Linked DNA regions of Homo sapiens: region 2 is linked to region 1. Evidence: chromatin loops called from intact Hi-C (ENCODE). Cell type or tissue: heart left ventricle. All regions are shown on one strand. Each heading gives the region's core, and the rest is flanking DNA. Links, peaks and the distances in the headings are about the cores only. Region 1 overlaps FANCA (FA complementation group A). Region 2 holds the start of LOC101927817 (a long non-coding RNA gene).

Region 1 (8,000 bases), core at 1-8,000:
TAAAGGAATAACAACCGAAATTGGGCAACCTGGCCAGGCGCGGTGGCTCACGCCTGTAATGCCAGCACTTTGGGAGGCCAAGGCAAGTGGATCACGAGGTCAGGAGATTGAGACCACCCTGGTTAACACGGTGAAACCCCGTCTCTACCAAAAATACAAAAAATTAGCTGGGTATGGTGGCGGGCGCCTGTAGTCCCAGCTACTCGGGAGGCTGAGCCAGGAGAATGGCGTGAACCCGGGAGGTGGAGGTTGCAGTGAGCCGAGATCGCGCCACTGCATTCCAGCCTGGGTGACAGAGCAAGACTCTGTCTCAGAAAAAAAAAAAAAAAAAGAAAAACAGAAATTGCCACCGCGTGGAAGCTTTACTTTCGCTTTTGCTTTAATAAATCTTGCCACCGAAAAAAAAAAAATTGAAATTGTGCTCAAAGATTAACAGGTAAACCAAACATTAAATTGAGGATAAAATGACGAAACATAGGCTTTAAGGCAATGTGGAAAACCGTGTAACATTTTAAAGGGAAGCTCCTTTTTCTTTTGAGATAGGGTCTCACTCCGTTGCACAGGCTAAAGTGCAGTGGTGTGATCTCAGCTCGCTGCAGCCTCTACCTCCCAGGCTCAAGCAATGCTCCTGCTCAGCTTCCCAAGTGGCTGTGATGACTGGAACGTGCCGCATGTCCGGCTAATTTCTTTTCTATTTTTTGTAGAAATGGAGTTTCCCCATGTTGCCCAGGCTGACCTCAAACTCCTGGATTCAAGAGATCTCCTGCCTCAGCCTCCCAAAGTGCTGGGATTATAGGTGTGAGCCATCATGCCTGGCCAGGGTAGCTCTTTTCAACACTTACCGTTCAGTATCTGAAAGAGCATCAGCTTCAGGTTGAATTTCCAGCTCCAGGTGTAACCAGTCTTGGTAAGTTAACTGAGAAAGAGAGCAAGCAATTCAATACAATGAGGACAGAACACACAATCCACCGACAGGTTTATAAACCAGTTTGTCATTTCATCTCATACGCAGTCCTCCATGTCCCTGTGTTATAATGAAATTGCAGCTGAGAGTTCCACAGGAAAGAAACCTTAGTTTTATCAAGAATGATTTCTTACAGGATTTCCCTAGCACAAAGATGTTAGTACTGTAATCCTTCTTTCTAAGTATAAAACGGCTATTTTAGTCTGGGCAACATAGTAAGACCTCATCTCATTTAAAAATTACCTGGGCACGGTGGCTCATGCCTGTAATCCCAGCACTTTGGGAGGCTGAGGCCAGCAGATTGCTTGAGCCTAGGAGTTTGACACCAGCCTAGGCAACATGGTGACACCCCGTCTCTACAAAAGATTTAAAAATCAGCCAGGTGTGGTGGCACATGTGTGTGGTCCCAGCCTCTTGGGAGGCTGAGGCAGGAGGATCTCTTGAGCCCAGGAGGTCAAGGCTGCAGTGAGTAACAGAGTGAGAACTATCTATAAAAAGGAAAAAAAAAAAAAAGAAAAAAGAAACTAACAAAACAACAACATTCTACAGCTATTCACAGTAGCATACCTTCATTTATTTTTGGAAACAGGTTCTGTTGCCCAGGCTGGAGTGTGTGCAGTGGTGCAATCGTAGCTCGCTGCAGACTCTGCCTCCTGAACTCCAGAATTCTCCCCCTCAGCCTCTCAGATGGCTGGGACTGCAGGTGCACATCACCATGACCAGCTAAGTTTTTTAAAAACATTTTTAGGAGGCCGAGCACGGTGGCTCATGCCTGTAATCCCAGCACTTTGGGAGGCCGAGGCAGGCAGATCACGAGGTCAGCAGATTGAGACCATCCTAGCTAACACGGTGAAACCCTGTTTCTACTAAAAATACGAAAAAAAAAAAAAAAAAGGGTTGGGCGTGGTGGCTCACACCTGTAATCCCAGCACTTTGGGAGGCCGAGGCGGGAGGATGATGAGGTCAGGAGATTGAGACCATCCTGGCTAACACAGTGAAACCCCATCTCTACTAAAAATACAAAAAGTTAGCTGGGCGCGGTGGCGTGCACCTGTGGTCCCAGCTACTTGGGAGGCCGAGTCAGGAGAATCCCTTGAACCCAGAAGGCTGAGGTTGCAGTGACCCAAGATTGTGCCACTGCACTCCAGCCTGGGCAACAGAGGAAGATTCCATCTCCAAAAAAAAAAATAATAATTTAAAAATAATAAAATAATTTCACAAAAGGCTTGGCACAGTGGCTCACACTTGCAATCTCAACATATTGGCAGGCCAAAGCAGAAGGATCACTTTTTCCTATTTTTAGTAGAGATGGGGCTTCATCGTGTTACCCAGGATGGTCTCAATCTCCTGACATCTCAGCCTCCCAAAGTGCTGGGATTATAGGCATGAGCCACTGTGCCCAGCCACCTTGAAATTCTTTTCTAAAGACCAAAACAACCAGGCAAACATCCTCAGAAATAAATCAGTACCAAGGCACACTGGTGAGAGCAATGCCAGCTCCAGTAACCAGGCACACATGGGTGAGCCCAGAGACCCTGAGTGACCACCACACAGCCTGGCAGACATGTTTAAAACAAGTTCCCAGGGGCCGAGCGCAGTGGCTCACACCTGTAATCCCAGCACTTTGGGAGGCCAAGGCGGGCAGATCACGAGGTCAGGAGGTCGAGACCAGCCTAACATGGTGAAACCCCATCTCTACTAAAAATACAAAACTTAGCCAGGCGTGGTGGTGCGCGCCTGTAGTCCCAGCTACTTGGGAGGCTGAGGCAGGAGAATCACTTGAACCAGAGAGGCAGAGGCTGCAGTGAGCCAAGATTGCGCCACTGTGCCCCAGAGTAAGACTCCACCAGAAAAAAAAAACAAAACAACAACAACAACAAAAAACAAGTTCTCGGGCGCAATGGCTCACGCCTGTAATTCCAGCATTTTGGGAGGCCAAGGCGTGTGGGTAATTTGAGGCCAGGAGTTTAAGACCAGCCTGGACAACATGGTGAAACCCCGTCTGTACTAAAGATACCAAAATTAGTCGGGCGTGGTGGCAGGCGCCTGTAGTCCCAGCTACTGGAGAGGCTGAGGCATGAGAATTGCTTGAACCCAGGAGGCAGAGGCTGCAGTGAGCCAAGACTGCACCACTGAGCACAGCGAGACGTTGTCTCAAAAAATATATCAGTAAAAATAAAAAAAGAAGTTCGTGTTGGGAGAAACTGAGAAAGTATAGCAGGGTTTCTCTGTATTTATTAATATATTTTTTTGAGACAGGGTCTTGCTGTGTCATCCTGGCTGGAATAGAGTGGCGTGATCTTGGCTCACTGCAACCTCCACCTCCTGGGCTCAAGTGATTTCTCTTGCCTCAGCCTCCCAAGTAGCTGGAACCAAAGGTGCACACAACTGTGCCCAGCTAATTTTTGCATTCTTTGTAGAGATGGGGTTTCACTATGTTGCCCGGGCTGGTCTTGAACTCCTGAGTTCAGGTGATCAACCCGCCTTGGCCTCCCACAGTGCTGGGATCACAGGTGTGAGCACCGTGCCCAGTATCTGTATAATTTCTTAAGAGCTGCACATGAGGCCACAACGATTTTAGTCAAGATTCCAATCAAACCATCTAAGTGCTGCTGTTCTTGCCTCTGAGGAGACAGTCGGCACACGCACCCTAGACTCGAGACGAGGAGACAGTCGGCACACACACACCCTAGACTCGGGACGTGGCATGATGCAGGGGAAGGAACGGTCACCTACGTGCTGCTGTTCTTGCCCGAGGAGCACACACAAACCCTAGACTCAGGACGTGGCATGATGCAGGAGAAGGAACGGTCACCTACGTGAACATCTTCCTCTTTCAACACCTCTCGGAAGGTTCTGTGTGTCCAGAGAGAGAGGGCAGCTCTCTGCCAGTCTGCAGAAGGAAGGTGCAAGGGTCTCCAGGAAAGGCTGGCTACGTCCTCCTCAGAAAGAGGCTGTCGGGCCTCTGAGAACAATCTGAACATGAGGAACTGAAACTGAAACAGAGAGTGACCCGGCCGTTTCTTCATTGCGCAAGTTTCACTGTGAGTGGCTGAGCAAATGCTCAGGTGGAAACAGACCATCAACAGCCCACACACACAACCCCACATTCAGAGGACCTCAGTCCAGCCCCTGGGAGGGCGCAATACACGACCCCACGTTCAGGGGACCTCAGTCCAGCCCCTGGGAGGGCACAACACACAACCCCACGTTTAGGGGACCTCAGTCCAGCCCTTGGGAGGGCACAACACACAACCCCACGTTCAGGGGACCTCAGTCCAGCCCCTGGGAGGGCACAACACACAACCCCACGTTCAGGGGACCTCAGTCCAGCCCCTGGAAGGGTGCAGAGCCCCTCAGCGATCATGGCTGTGCACAGTGCTCCAGGGAAGAGCCTATGTGCAGACCTTCCTGCCATCTGACTGCTTCCTTGAGCTAAATGTCTGGAAGCAGAATTGCAGGAACAAAACTGCCTCCCAGGGGTAGGGCTGGTTTGGTCCCGGGCAGTGAAACAGCCCATCTCTAGGCCTCTGCCAGGAATGGCGTTCCCACCAAAAATGCACACCAACTGGACAAGCCAGACACACTATTGGTGCTGCGTGACCGTGTCCATCTCTGCCCCCGAGGAGATGAGAGCCTCCCATGTTTATAACCAGCCTGCTCCAAGGACTGTCGTCCCTGCTCAGCATGCTGGGTGGGAACCACGCTGCCCTCTCCTAAGCTCAAACTCCATGTTTTCTTTAAAAACTTGGCACCAGGGACAAAGTTCCTCAGAGGAAATAACTGGAAATACGTGCACCCTGGATCCTCAGGGGCTGCTCCCAGATTCTGACTTAATTTATCTGGAAAGGGGCCAGGAATCTATAGTTTCAAAAGCTTCTCAGTTGATTCTAATGTGAAGCCTGAAGTTGAAAACCATTATTTATTTATTTTTTTTTTTTTTTGAGGTGGAGTCTCGCTCTGTTGCCCAGGCTGGAGTGCAGTGGTGCAGTCTCGGCTCACTGCAACCTTTGCCTCCCTGGTTCAAGCGATTCTCCTGCCTCAGCCTCCCAAGTAGCTGGGATTACAGGCGTGCGCCACCACGCCTGGCTAATTTTTGTATTTTTAGTAGAGACCAGGTTTCACCATGTTGGCCAGGCTGGTCTCGATCTCTTGACCTCATGATCTGCCCGCCTCGGCCTCCCAAAGTGTTGGGATTACAGGCATGAGCCACCACGCCCAGCCTGAAAACCACTATTTTATACACGAGACGTTCATTAAAATCCTATAAAAGGACAACACTGGTTTGCAGTGCCATTTCACCTTTACTTTTGACATTCAGGGTTTCCAATGCTCATCTTTAAATTCCTTTGTCTGGGCCGGGCACCAGCGGCTCACGCCTGTAATCCCAGCACTTTGGGAGGCCAAGGCGGGTGGATCACTTGAGGTCAGGAGTTCGAAAACAGCCTGGCCAACATGGTGAAACCCTATCTCTACTAAAAAACATACAAAACAATTAGCCGGGTATGGTGGCACGTGCCTGTAATCCCAGCAACTTGGGAAGCTAAGGCAGGAGAACTGCCTGAACCCGGGAGGTGGAGGTTGCAGTGGGCCGAGATCGCACCACTGCACTCCAGCCTGGGCGACAGAGCAAGACTCCATCTCAAAAAAAAAAAAAAATTCCTTTGTCTGAACAATGTAAGGAACATTTACTAGATGAGAGGAATAAGAATTCTTCTTTCCAGGGAAAGATACTTATTATGAATACTGATCTTTTAATTCATCTATCCTATAAATGCCAACATCTATTTCATTACAATTACAGACTTGTAGTTGTCTTCATACAACTTCACTTTACACTCAGAGAACACAAGGAAAGGCAGCACTCAGCAGTCAGGCTGCCTAAGCAGACAGCAGAGGTGGCCATGACAGCCAGCCTGACTCAGGAGCTGCCCCATGACAGCCAGCCTGACCCAGGAGCTGCCCCTGAGATGGGCACAAAGCGGCAGCAGACCTCGGCCTTCCGGTCCGAAAGCTGCGTAAACCTGAAACGTATGGCAGAATGGAAAAATAGGAAAAGAGTGAACCTACCTTTTTAATAAGGCCTGGAGATAAGCAGCTGCACAAAGTATCTCGTGACTGGGAAGAAAACTTGCAGAGAGAGTAAGAAATTGCTGCTGTACAAAATCTGAAAACAGAAATTATAACATATAAATGTAATCCATACAAAATAAGGGATGAAGGAAAAAGTTACTTTGAATTTCATAAAACTGAATTTAGTGCATTCCGAACTGGATGGCCTGAGCATTGGTCCTTCGTTTTTTGGTTCGTTTGTTGTGAGACAGTCTTGCTCTGCCGCCCAGGCTGGAGTGCAGTGGCACCACCTGGGCTCACTGCAATCTCTGCCTCCCGGGTTCAAGCGAGTCTCCTGCCTCAGCCTCCCAGGTAGCTGGGATTACAGGCATCTCCCACCATGCCCAGCTGATTCTGTTGTAGTTGTTGTTAGTGCTTTTTTTTTGAGAGGGAGTCTTGCTCTGTTGCCAAGCCGGAGTAGAGTGGTGCGATTTCGGCTCACTGCACCCTCCACCTCCCAGGTTCAAGCAATTCTCCTGCCTCAGTCTCCCGAGTAGCTGGGACTACAGGTGCCAGCCTCCATGCCCAGCTAATTTTTTGTATTTTTAGTAGAGATGGGGTTTCACCGTGTTAGCGAGGATGGTCTCGATCTCCTGACTTCGTGCTCCGCCCACCTCAGCCTCCCAAAATGCTGGGCTTACAGGCATGAGTCACTGCAACCAGTCGAGTTTTTAATTTTTTTTAGTAGAGACGGGGTTTCCCCATGTTGGACAGGCTGGTCTCGAACTGCTGACCTCAAGTGATCTGCCCACCTCAGCCACTCAAAGTGCTGGGATTACAGCGTTAGCCACCGTGCCTGGCCCAGCCCTCGGTTTATTTTTTGTTTTATACAGGGCCTTACTCTGATGCCCAGGCTGGAGTGCAGTCGCACAATCACAGCTCAGGGGATCACTTAAACCCAGAAGTTCAAGACCAGCTTGGGCAACACAGTGAGACCCCATCTCTCACTAGCTGGGTGTGTGGGTGTGCACCTGTGGTCTCAGCTACTGGGAGGCTGAGGTGGGAAGATCACTTCAGCCTGGGGGACACAGTGAGACCTGTGTCATTTACTCAACATACATACCTACAGCAATACCCATGTGAAAAATTCTCACTTGTAACCAAGGAAGCTCAGAATGAGATTCCATGAGGCAATGGAGATGTCAAAGCACTGTCATGGTGTTCTTACAGTTCTAATACTTCTGTTTTACTAATACATATTTGAGCTGGGCGTGGAGGCTCACACCTGTAATCCTAACTGAAGTGGGCAGATCACTTGAGGTCAGGAGTTCAAGACCAGCCTGGCCAACATGGCAAAACCCCATCTCTACTAAAAATACATAAATTAGCTGGGCATGGTGGTGCACACCTGTAGTCTCAGCTACTCAGGAAGCTGAGGCACAAGAACTGCTTGAACCCGGGAGGCGGAGGTTACAGTGAGCCAAGATCACGCTACTGCACTCCAGCCTGGACGATAGAGTGAGACTCTGTCTCAAAACAAAAACCAAAAACCAAAAAACAAAAAAAAAAACAAAACACACACCAAATATATATTTCATTCTCCCTTTCTTATGCAAAAAGTAGCATCTGAGACCGAGTTCAGTATTTTGCTTTCTTCACCTGGATATATATCCTGAGGCATCTCTGTGTTTCTAAGAGAGGATGGCCCTGTCTCCCCCAAGCCACCTGGATGCCTCCCTCCTCACCAGCTCCCAACTTCTCCATTGGCTGTGTGCCTCTCATGCCAACACCCAGTACTCAGTGTTTGGGGCCTGGGGTGAGTGGGGACTGTCTGGTGTGGCCAAGCGCCTAGGAGGGACTCTGTATCCCCGGAGTACCGAGTGCCTGCTCCCCGAGGCCCATGTCTGAGGTGTGGGATCCGCACAGCTGCCATCTGACTCCCTCTCCTTGCTCCACGTACATTTCTTGCGCCTCTTCTAAGTTC
Region 2 (10,550 bases), core at 1,453-9,452, 330 kb before region 1:
GAGGAGGAGACTGGCCGAAGTGTACAAAGGGCTCTCAAGGATTTCTTACAACAAAACACAAGCTCAAACTATTTAAAAAAAAAAAAAAAGTCCAAAAAAGAAAGAGTCCAATATTGACAATTTCATATGGTTTTATCTAGCACCAACTCACTTTATCCTCACAATAATCCCACAGAGTAGGTATCATTATTATCTCCCCTTTGCACATGAGAAAACTGAGGCCCTAGAAGTGTGAGAAATTTAGTCAAGGTCACATTTTAAATGGTGGGGCCAAGACCTGAAACCAGGCTGGCTGGCTCCAGTGCCCACACTCTTCACCACGATCAGTCTTGAAACTGGAAATGGAAAACATGGACATGAATCTGCTATTATTATGGCTTAAAAATCTTACAATGTAACTTTAGAGGACTTAAAGGGAACACTAAAGACCTACCATCCAGCCTCATCTCATTTTAGTTCTCAATCAAAAAAAGACACAGCCAATTGGATTCCACTCCCACAATGGTGCCAGGAGCCCCACAATCCCAAGGCCAGCTGGTGCAGACAGGTCACCTATCCACTCTGATCAAACCATTCTCCTGACCTCGGTCGGTCTCCTTCGTTTTTTCAGGTTGGGGGCGGACAAGGTGGGCCGGTTATTTCGATTTTTTCGGGCTGGGGGCAGAGAAGGTGCAGTTATTTGTTTCCTGTTTCTGGTGTTTCTTTTTTAAGGGTGGGGTGCTATTCATTTCGTTTTCTCTGATTTAAAGTGAAAGAGAAGGCTCCAGGGAATAAAGGCAACTACGCAAACTTCAGAACTGAGGTGAGCCTGAGGAGGAACTAGAAGGAAAACCAGGCTTCCTTCTTCAGTGCAAATGTTTCTTTTTACTACAGGAAAAAACGAAACAGGAAACAAAATGAATGTTCCCAAACAATTCTCTTTATACCATTTAGCAGAAAAAGGTGCAAAGTGGATGAATGCAGAACGAGAACAAGGGGGAACGATTTCACACAACCGTTCTTCCCTTTCCATAATGCCTGCCCTGATAGGAATCAAACTCCTCTGCTAAAGAACAAAAGCCAACTATGGAAGGCAGGAGAACCTTCAGTCCTCAGAGGAGGCATCCGACTCCTGCCAAAACCTTCCCTTCCTCACCGGATCCAGGGGAATGGCAAAAACAATTCGTGTTTGAAAGTAAACAGATACACAGCTATAACAAAAAAAACAAAGGAAGCTGTAGATCAGAAACTGGGAAATACCTGAAAATTAGAGGAGGACAAAGGCATGAAATCAAACTAGAGAAAGTGACACAAAAGCCAACAGTGAAAACAGCCCCAATAACACACAGGAGAAGGTGGAGGAAGGACAGTGCTGGACTGTGCAATACCTGCCTCCCTCCCGCAGGAGGCCCGGCTCCACAAGACCCCAACCAGCGCCGGCCGAGTTCACAAGCTCCCTGAGCAACAAACACCAACTCCCTGCGTGGCTTCACTAAAACAAGCCTTGAAAGGGAACAAGAGGCTCTGATGGTCACTTAAACATCACACACACACACACACACACACACACACACACACACAAATCTGAAATCCTGACCAATGAAGACATAAGACCAACCTTTCAGAAAGCCTAAATCAGGCGCATATAGATGACCAATTTATTTCTAGCTCTTAGTAAACCCACAGAATTCCAAATCAGCATCACAGTCTAATGGCAAAACTCAAAAGGAAACATGAATATACTGTGATCTACTTGTCTTGAGCTCACTGTTGGCCTCACCATTTTATGATCGGCGTCATGGACACTGGGAAACAGAAAAGACGGAGAAATCCGGGAAGCGGCTGTTTCACTTCAGTGTGAAGCTCCTACTCAACAATCGCTTAGTTATTTGTGACCTCTCACAACACTCATCTGTTCTGTTTCTACAAAATGAATAATCCAAGTGGCAGTAGACATCAGGACACCTGTTACCAGCCTGTCTTTTGCCAAGTAGGAACCTCAGAATGAGATACAACTCCATGAAGAACCATCTCTTGGTATGCAACAAGGTCTTCAGTCAGTCAGTCAATCAATTCAGCAGAGCTGCATGATACAAGATCAATATACAAAAGTCAGCTGTATCATCATCATACACAAGCAATGAACAATCTGAAAAAGATTAAGGAAACATTTCCATTTAAAACAGCATCAAAAAGAATATTTAGCAACAAATTTAACCAAAGAAGTGTAAAACTTGCACCCTGTAACCACAAAACACTGTTGAAAGAAACCGAAGACCTAAATAAGTGGAGGGAAAAAATCCCATATTCATGGATCAAAAGACACAGTGTCTTTACGACAGCAACACCCCCCAGGGTGACCTGATGATTCAGTGCAGTAACTATCAGAATTCCAACGGCCTTTTTTCAAAAGTGATCCAAAAATCTAGATGGAATTGTAAACCTCTTACATACTACAACTTACAGAACTATACAACTTTTTCTTAAAACTTTTTTCAGAGTAGAAAAGACATAATTAAAATGTCTAGGGGCCGGGGTGGTGGCTCACGCCTGTAATCACAGCACTTTAGGAGGCCGAGGCGGGAGGATCACTTGATGTCAGGAGTTTGAGACCAGCCTGGCCAACATGGCGAAACCCCATCTCTACAATAAATACAAAAAAATTAGCTGGGTGTGGTGGCACATGCCTGTAATCCCAGCTACTTGGGAGGCTGAGGCAGGAGAACTGCTTGAACCCAGGAGGCAGAGGTTGCAGTGAGCTGAGATCGTGCCACTACATTCCAGCCTGGGAGACAGAGTATGCCTCAAAAAAAAAAAAGTCTAGTAATCGTATGATGCCAGGTTTTTCTAAAATGATTATTTTTAATTATTAAGGGGGCAAAATAAAACAAGGGCACTGATTTGACAGTTTTTTTAAACTCTTTAGTTTGAAAGGTTTAAAATTCTTCAATAATCTAGTGCCTCTAATCCCAGCACTTTGGGAGGCCAAGGCAGATGGATCACTTGAGGTCAGCAGTTTGAGACCAGCCTGGCCAACATGGTGAAACGCCATCTCTAATAAAAATACAAAAATTAGCCAGACATGGTGGCGCGCGCCTGTAATCCCAGCTACTCGGGAGGCTGAGGTGGGAGAATCACTTGAACCCAGGAGGCAGAGGTTGCAGTGAGCCAAGATCGTGCCACTGCACTACAGCCTAGGCAGCAGAGCAAGACTCCATCTCAAAAAAATAGATTAATTAATTAAAATAAAATTCTTTGGCCGGGCACGGTGGTTCACGCCTATAATCCCAGCACTTTGGGAGGCCAAGGCGGGCAGATCAGAAGGTCAGGAGATCGAGACCATCCTGGCCAACACGGTGAAACCCCGTCTCTACTAAAAATACAAAAAAATTAGCCAAGCGTGGTGGCGGGCGCCTATAGTCCCAGCTGCTGGGGAAGCTGAGGCAGGAAAATGTTGTGAACCTGGGAGGCGGAGCTTGCAGTGAGCCGAGACTGCGCCCTACACTCCAGCCTGGGTGACAGAGCGAGACTACATCTCAAAATGAAAGAATGAATGATGAATGAATGAATAAAATTCTGCAATAACCAACATAACATTATTTCCTTTAAAAATACACCACTGTCATAGGCCAGGCATGGTGGCCCATGCCTGTAATCCCAGCACTTTGGGAGGCCGAAGTGGATGGATCACGAAGTCAGGAGTTCGAGACCAGCCTGGCCAACATAGTGAAACCCCGTCTCCACTAAAAATACAAAAATTAGCCAGGCATGGTGGCAGGCGCCTGTAGTCCCAGCTACTCAGGAGGCTAAGGCAGGAGAATCACTTGAACCCAGGAGGCGGAGCTTGCAGTAAGCCAAGATCGTGCCAATGCATTATAGCCTGGGCAACAGAGCAAGACTCCACCTCAAAAAATAAAAATAAAAAAATAAGAATACACCACTGTCCCTGAATGTGCACTGTTCTTTTAATTTAGAATGTGAGCCCACAATGATTTGTACAGCCCAACATCTAAGATGCAATGAACAGAATGTAAATGGGGGTTGGGGGGAGGGAAGGGACTACACAGCTTCTGAGAGAACAGCAACGTCCCTGCAGCGTGGGATTCTCAACTCTCACGCTCAGACGTTCTAGTACACAGCAGGGACTCTCAACTCTCGCGCTCAGACGTTCTAGTACACAGCAGGGATTCTCAACTCTCACGCTCAGACGTTCTAGTACACAGCAGGGACTCTCAACTCTCACGCTCAGACGTTCTAGTACACAGCAGGGACTCTCAACTCTCACGCTCAGACGTTCTAGTACACAGCAGGTACTCTCAACTCTCGCGCTCAGACGTTCTAGTACACAGCAGGGACTCTCAACTCTCGCGCTCAGACGTTCTAGTACACAGCAGGGACTCTCAACTCTCGCGCTCAGACGTTCTAGTACACAGCAGGGACTCTCAACTCTCGCGCTCAGACGTTCTAGTACACAGCAGGGACTCTCAACTCTCGCGCTCAGTCGTTCTAGTACACAGCAGGGACTCTCAACTCTCAGGCTCAGACGTTCTAGTACACAGCAGGGACTCTCAACTCTCGCGCTCAGTCGTTCTAGTACACAGCAGGGACTCTCAACTCTCAGGCTCAGTCGTTCTAGTACACAGCAGGGACTCTCAACTCTCGCGCTCAGTCGTTCTAGTACACAGCAGGGACTCTCAACTCTCACGCTCAGTCGTTCTAGTACACAGCAGGGACTCTCAACTCTCACGCTCAGTCGTTCTAGTACACAGCAGGGACTCTCAACTCTCACGCTCAGTCGTTCTAGTACACAGCAGGTACTCTCAACTCTCGCGCTCAGACGTTCTAGTACACAGCAGGGACTCTCAACTCTCACGCTCAGACGTTCTAGTACACAGCAGGTACTCTCAACTCTCGCGCTCAGACGTTCTAGTACACAGCAGGGACTCTCAACTCTCGCGCTCAGACGTTCTAGTACACAGCAGGGATTCTCAACTCTCACGCTCAGTCGTTCTAGTACACAGCAGGGATTCTCAACTCTCACGCTCAGTCGTTCTAGTACACAGCAGGGACTCTCAACTCTCACGCTCAGACGTTCTAGTACACAGCAGGGACTCTCAACTCTCACGCTCAGACGTTCTAGTACACAGCAGGGACTCTCAACTCTCGCGCTCAGTCGTTCTAGTACATAGCAGGGACTCTCAACTCTCAGGCTCAGACGTTCTAGTACACAGCAGGGACTCTCAACTCTCGCGCTCAGTCGTTCTAGTACACAGCAGGGACTCTCAACTCTCAGGCTCAGTCGTTCTAGTACACAGCAGGGACTCTCAACTCTCGCGCTCAGACGTTCTAGTACACAGCAGGGACTCTCAACTCTCACGCTCAGTCGTTCTAGTACACAGCAGGGACTCTCAACTCTCACGCTCAGTCGTTCTAGTACACAGCAGGGATTCTCAACTCTCACGCTCAGTCGTTCTAGTACACAGCAGGGACTCTCAACTCTCACGCTCAGTCGTTCTAGTACACAGCAGGGACTCTCAACTCTCACGCTCAGACGTTCTAGTACACAGCAGGGATTCTCAACTCTCACGCTCAGACGTTCTAGTACACAGCAGGTGCGCTGTCCTTTAACAAGGACAAAGGTCAACAAACGCCCCTTGGATGAATGGCTGATTGGCAGGCATTCCACACTGCAGGCTCTGTCCCCGCCCAGCAGACTTGTCCCCTATCTTGAAACACTACTTTTCCATTTCATTAATGCAACCTGATGGCCGGCCACTGTAACAAAAGAAACATCACCAAAATGAATTGTTTCTTTCTTAAGACAAAAGGGAGTTTGCTCCTCACATATGACCTTACGCAGTTTCTGTCTGAGAATCATCATGTTCGTCAGCCCTGCCTGTGCTCTCCTCTTCCCACTGTGCTTCCTCCTGCATCACAAAGGAAACCCCTGTGAGCCTGGGAAGTGGGTGCGCAGGCGGAGAAACAGAAACGGCCACTCCAGGCTCAACCTATCCATCCCGGCCTCTTCCTAAGACCAAGGCGCTGCTGACTCAACCCTGCTTCCAGAAGCCTAGGGTTAACATCTGCTCCTTCCTCCTGTTTGCATTCAGTGAAATCCTCTCCTCTCCCAGGAGTTTCCACATAAAACCTGCCTCTTTGTTTATTAAGAATTGTTTACAGAACTCTCAAGCAGCAAAGGCAAAGTACAGAAGATAAATAAGAGCAAGCTGGCCGGTGCGTGCGACTGGATGGACAACATCTTTACCCACATGTCTGCATCAGCTCTGCGTTGTTCACCGACAAATCCCGTGTCTGGAAGAGTCCTGGCAGGCTGCACGGGCTGGAGAGAGAGCGAGCTGGTGAGTGGCTGCCCCTCCCATCACCACCACTGGCCACACCATGATGATCACACACCCAGGCACACCCACTCTGTGCTCTCCACGCATCGCCTCATTCAACCCCCACGACAGCCCTTAACAGATGCCACCTCTGTGTTTCTTGTGAGAAACATGGAACATAACTGGCACTCATCTAGCATGGTCTCGCAGTAGCACTGAACCTACAAACCACTCTCTTCCCAGGCTTCCACCCCACCATTCCCGGTTTCTCTTGTGAACTTTGTTTCCATTTTGTTTCACTTGCTACATCTCCTTCCTCCACCTCCTCCCTCAATGTTGTCTTCAGCCACTGCAGGGGCACTCTCACCTGCCTCTGGCTTTAACGACGTGCTGCTGAATCCCAGCTCTGCCAATCAGAGTTGAACCCACTGAACCCACTGCAACAATGTCCAACTAGAGACACTGTCAATCAGAGACAATGTTCCCACCTTACTCGGCTCTCCTCACACAGGCTGTGCACATACAGAGCCCTCACCCCACTCCTTCCTGTATCCCCTGCCTTGCTGCAGGGCACCACTGTCTAACCCTCCAAGGCAGAAACCAGCTGCCTCCTCCTCCCTATCAAAAGCCCACTTATAAATCCTGTCCATTTCCAGCTCCCCCCCATCACTGTCACTCCTCCCTACTGCAACCGCTCTGACTTCTAGTTCAAGAGTGTCTCAGTATTTCTTTACCTACATCATCATAACAACTTAATTATCTCCACCTCCAGCCACACACACCATCAACTTATTCCCCACAGTGCTAAGGGGAGAATTTGCCACATCTGGTCACTTATTTACACCTCAGTCTGGTGTGCAGAAGTCACTGGGCTAACAAGGAATATATTCATGTTGTACATCGTGATGCAGTACACACACACACACACACACACACACACACACACACACACACCCCTGGAAAATAAAAGCTTCACAGGACGAAAGCTTCCACTCCTACATGGGACACACTCCAGTGTTTCCCCAGGCTGGCAGCCGCTGTTTGTGACCTCAGGACCCATCGCCGTGGCAGCCGCCTCCCAGAGCCCGTGGCATGCACTGTGTTGAGGGGTGCTGTCTGGCTGCCTCCCCAGCCTCTGAGCAACCGCAAACACCTTCCAGTTTAGGAGGGTCCCTCTCCATCTTCCTAGAATGCCCTTTTCTACTGTGTCCAGCTGGCAAACTCCTATTCATTCTTCAAAGTCAAGCTCAGGTCTTGACTTTCTTCCTTATACTTCTCAATATTCTTCAAATTCTCTACGGAGATATGTATTGCTTTTATATTTTTATACTATGTCACCACCATACCCGAGACCTTACCAGTCACACACTCACCCCCATTCATATTCTATCACGGTATAATCTTGAGCCCAGGAGTTCAAGACCAGCCTGGGCAACACAATGGGACCCCATCCCTATAAAAAATTAAAAAATTTGGCATGGTGGTACACGCCTGTGGTCCCAGCTACTCAGTAGAATCACTTGAGTCTCTACTCAGGAGAATCACTTGAGCCTGTGAGGTCGAGGCTGCAGGGGGCTTTATCACAGCCCCACACTCCAGCCATGGGTGACAGAGACCCTATCTCTCTCTCTCTCTCTCTCTCTCTCTCTCTCTCTCTCTCTCTCTCCTCTCTCTCACACACACACACACACACACGAAATATATGGACACAGGCCACATTATATACAAGCATTGCCATAATAAAAACAGCTCTCCCTTGGCCTCTGAGCATTTTACCCTTTTGATCCATTCAGCTTCTTTAGAACAGATGGATATTCACCATAAGATGTAGTTTATGGACAAGAGTAATTTGGAAATGAAAAAGGAAGACAGTAAGGAGGCCTCCCCTTCAAGAGGGTTTCATGACAAGGCCCAGTTGAGTGGCCATGACTGGCCGGATCCTTTGGCCCTAACATATGGATCCCTCCAGGCTCTTTCAGTCTGCTAACCTACAAGTTAATTAGTCCATTTCTAGGAAGAAAGTGTCCGTTGTCTCCTCTGCAGACTTTCCACTTCCTGACAGCACAGGAACCTAACAGCATGCCAAGTTCAGACTCCTTTTTCTTTGCACCTCACTACCACCGACAGGCTTTCAAACATACTATTCAGAACAGAGACACGGCGTTGGCCACCAGTCCCAGCTCCAGCAACACTAAAAGGCCTCCCTAAAGGAGCAGCAGGAGCGCAACAGAGAAGAACAGGGTTGGACGTGGGGGCTGGGCACACCACCTTCACCAGAGTAAGAGAGAAGGAACGGGCTTGGACGCAGCAGGGCTGGGCACGCCACCTTCACGAGAGTAAGAGAGAAGGAACGGGCTTGGACGCAGCAGGGCTGGGCACGCCACCTTCACGAGAGTAAGAGAGAAGGAACGGGCTTGGACGCAGCAGGGCTGGGCACGCCACCTTCACGAGAGTAAGAGAGAAGCAACGGGCTTGGACGCGGGGACTGGGCACGCCACCTTCTCCAGCCCCAGAGCCCCACTGTGGAGAGAAAAGGGGCTGCTCTCTGCCTCAGAATCCAAGAACTCCTGAGAAAACAGCTACATCGACATCTGGTATTAACATTTGATTGTTTAACCACACTATAAGGGAGAAGGGGACATGGACACTGGCTTCTAAATACAGAAGTTTCCAGCTCCCAGCTGGTTACTCTGAGAAGATGCCCCTAGTGTGTCACCTACAGAGAAGGGAGGATGCCCACCTACCCTGCCTGGCCTGCACCACCCACTAGAAATAAACAACAGGCCCCAAATGCAAACAGGACCAAGAGAAGGGCCATACGGCAGCAGCACCCCAGTGCCTCCAAGATGCCACTCACCCATGGTGCACCCTACACACACTCACCTCCTCAAGACACTATGGATTCTGTGTGTCTGGGGGTGAACTGCAATTTTTTTAATGTTTTCCAAGTAAATCTAATTTAAAAAAAAATCACTGATCTAGCCCTTCCTCACCCAAACTCCCAGTCATACAGTTGTCGAAATAATGACCATAAAGCAATTCTTCTCTAACTTGAGAATTCTCATACTCTTCTTCTCCACGCAAGTCGGAAAGACCTAGTCTGAGAAAGAAAGCCATAAAAATGAGAGAATCCAGCGAAGTCGCTGCAGCCAGGAGGAGCAGCACCGCGCAGTCCTGTGCCTCACCCCTGCCCAGGCCACCTGAGCCCCACCTGTCACAGTAAGGCTGCAGAAGCATGCGGCTGGTCAGCAGCTAATCAGCAGAAGGAAAGCTGGCCCGACAATCCATGCCTATAAATTCCACAACAGATGTCTCCTGAGGTCCAAAATCTGCTCTTATTAAAGAGTGGCGTGTGGGATGGGCAGAGACTCACACAGCCACACCACACACACAAGGTCTCAGGACTCTAGCCAAGGTCTTCTAGTTTGTAGTGGCCTCATGTTTGATGAGCATCTAATAACAAAGACAGGAAAGCACTGGATGGAGACGCGGCGAGGACACTGGCTGTCTGGGGCAGCCTTGCCCTGAGGAAGTTATGCTCTAACTGGTGAGACTGCACCAAGGCACAAGAAAACCCACGACAAACTGAAGTGTCCATGCGGATGGCTAGGTGAAGCAGGGCGCAGGCCCAGGTGTGAACACTCAACTGCTGGGAGCCCAAGACCAACTGATACACCCACAGCCACCAGCTCTTCATGAGAGGTGAAGCCAGCTGGGCTTCTGGGTCGGGTGGGGACTTGGAAAACTCTTCTGTCTAGCTAAAGGTCTGTAAATGCACCAATCAGCACTCTGTACAAATGCATCAATCAGCGCTGTCTAGCTAAAGGTTTCTAAACTCACCAATCAGCACTCTGTAAAAACGCACCAATCAGCACTCTGTGTCTAGCTAAAGGTTTATAAACTAACCAATCAGCATTCTGTAAAAATGGACCAATCAGCACTCTGTAAAATGGCCCAATCAGCGCTCTGTAAATGGACCAATCAGCAGTACGTGGGCAGGGCCGAATAAGGGAATAAAAGCTGGCCACATGAGCCAGCAGCAGCAACCCACTGGGGTCCCCTTCCATGCTGTGGGAGCTGTGTTCTTTCACTCTTCACAATAAATCTTGCTGCTGCTCACTCTTTGGGTCTGTACTACCTTTATGAGCTGTAACCCTCAGCGCGAAGGTCTGCAGCTTCACTCCTGAAGTCAGCGAGACCACGAACCCACCAGAAGGAAAACACTCCAGACAC

Evidence for each region. Hi-C counts contacts between places; a loop is a spot of excess contacts. Peaks named below come from ENCODE experiments on the same cell type or tissue, not always from the same donor. Only the 100,000 strongest peaks of a DNase experiment are listed, where the experiment ranks them.
Region 2: a loop joins it to region 1, with 18 times the contacts of the local background. A loop is called at or near these places in 2 of 110 quality-filtered maps.

What each region holds. Positions count from the first base shown.
Region 1 is chr16:89,761,107-89,769,106 of GRCh38, forward strand. It overlaps FANCA (FA complementation group A), which reads right to left. Exons shown (of 43, transcript NM_000135.4): 27 at 6,035-6,131; 28 at 3,784-3,960; 29 at 843-916. Among named protein-coding and RNA genes, the nearest start is that of ZNF276, 44 kb to the left of the region's middle. RefSeq lists enhancers at 3,864-3,973, 4,134-4,203. In heart left ventricle, for the core only: no CTCF peak of the experiment used is centred there; a DNase peak (open chromatin) is centred at 3,970; H3K4me3 peaks cover 219 bases.
Region 2 is chr16:89,425,008-89,435,557 of GRCh38, forward strand. All of the region lies in intron 1 of ANKRD11 (ankyrin repeat domain containing 11), which reads right to left. It overlaps LOC101927817 (a long non-coding RNA gene), which reads left to right and starts at 5,911. Exons shown (of 3, transcript NR_110932.1): 1 at 5,911-6,338. RefSeq lists an enhancer at 7,908-8,680. In heart left ventricle, for the core only: no CTCF peak of the experiment used is centred there; no DNase peak of the experiment used is centred there.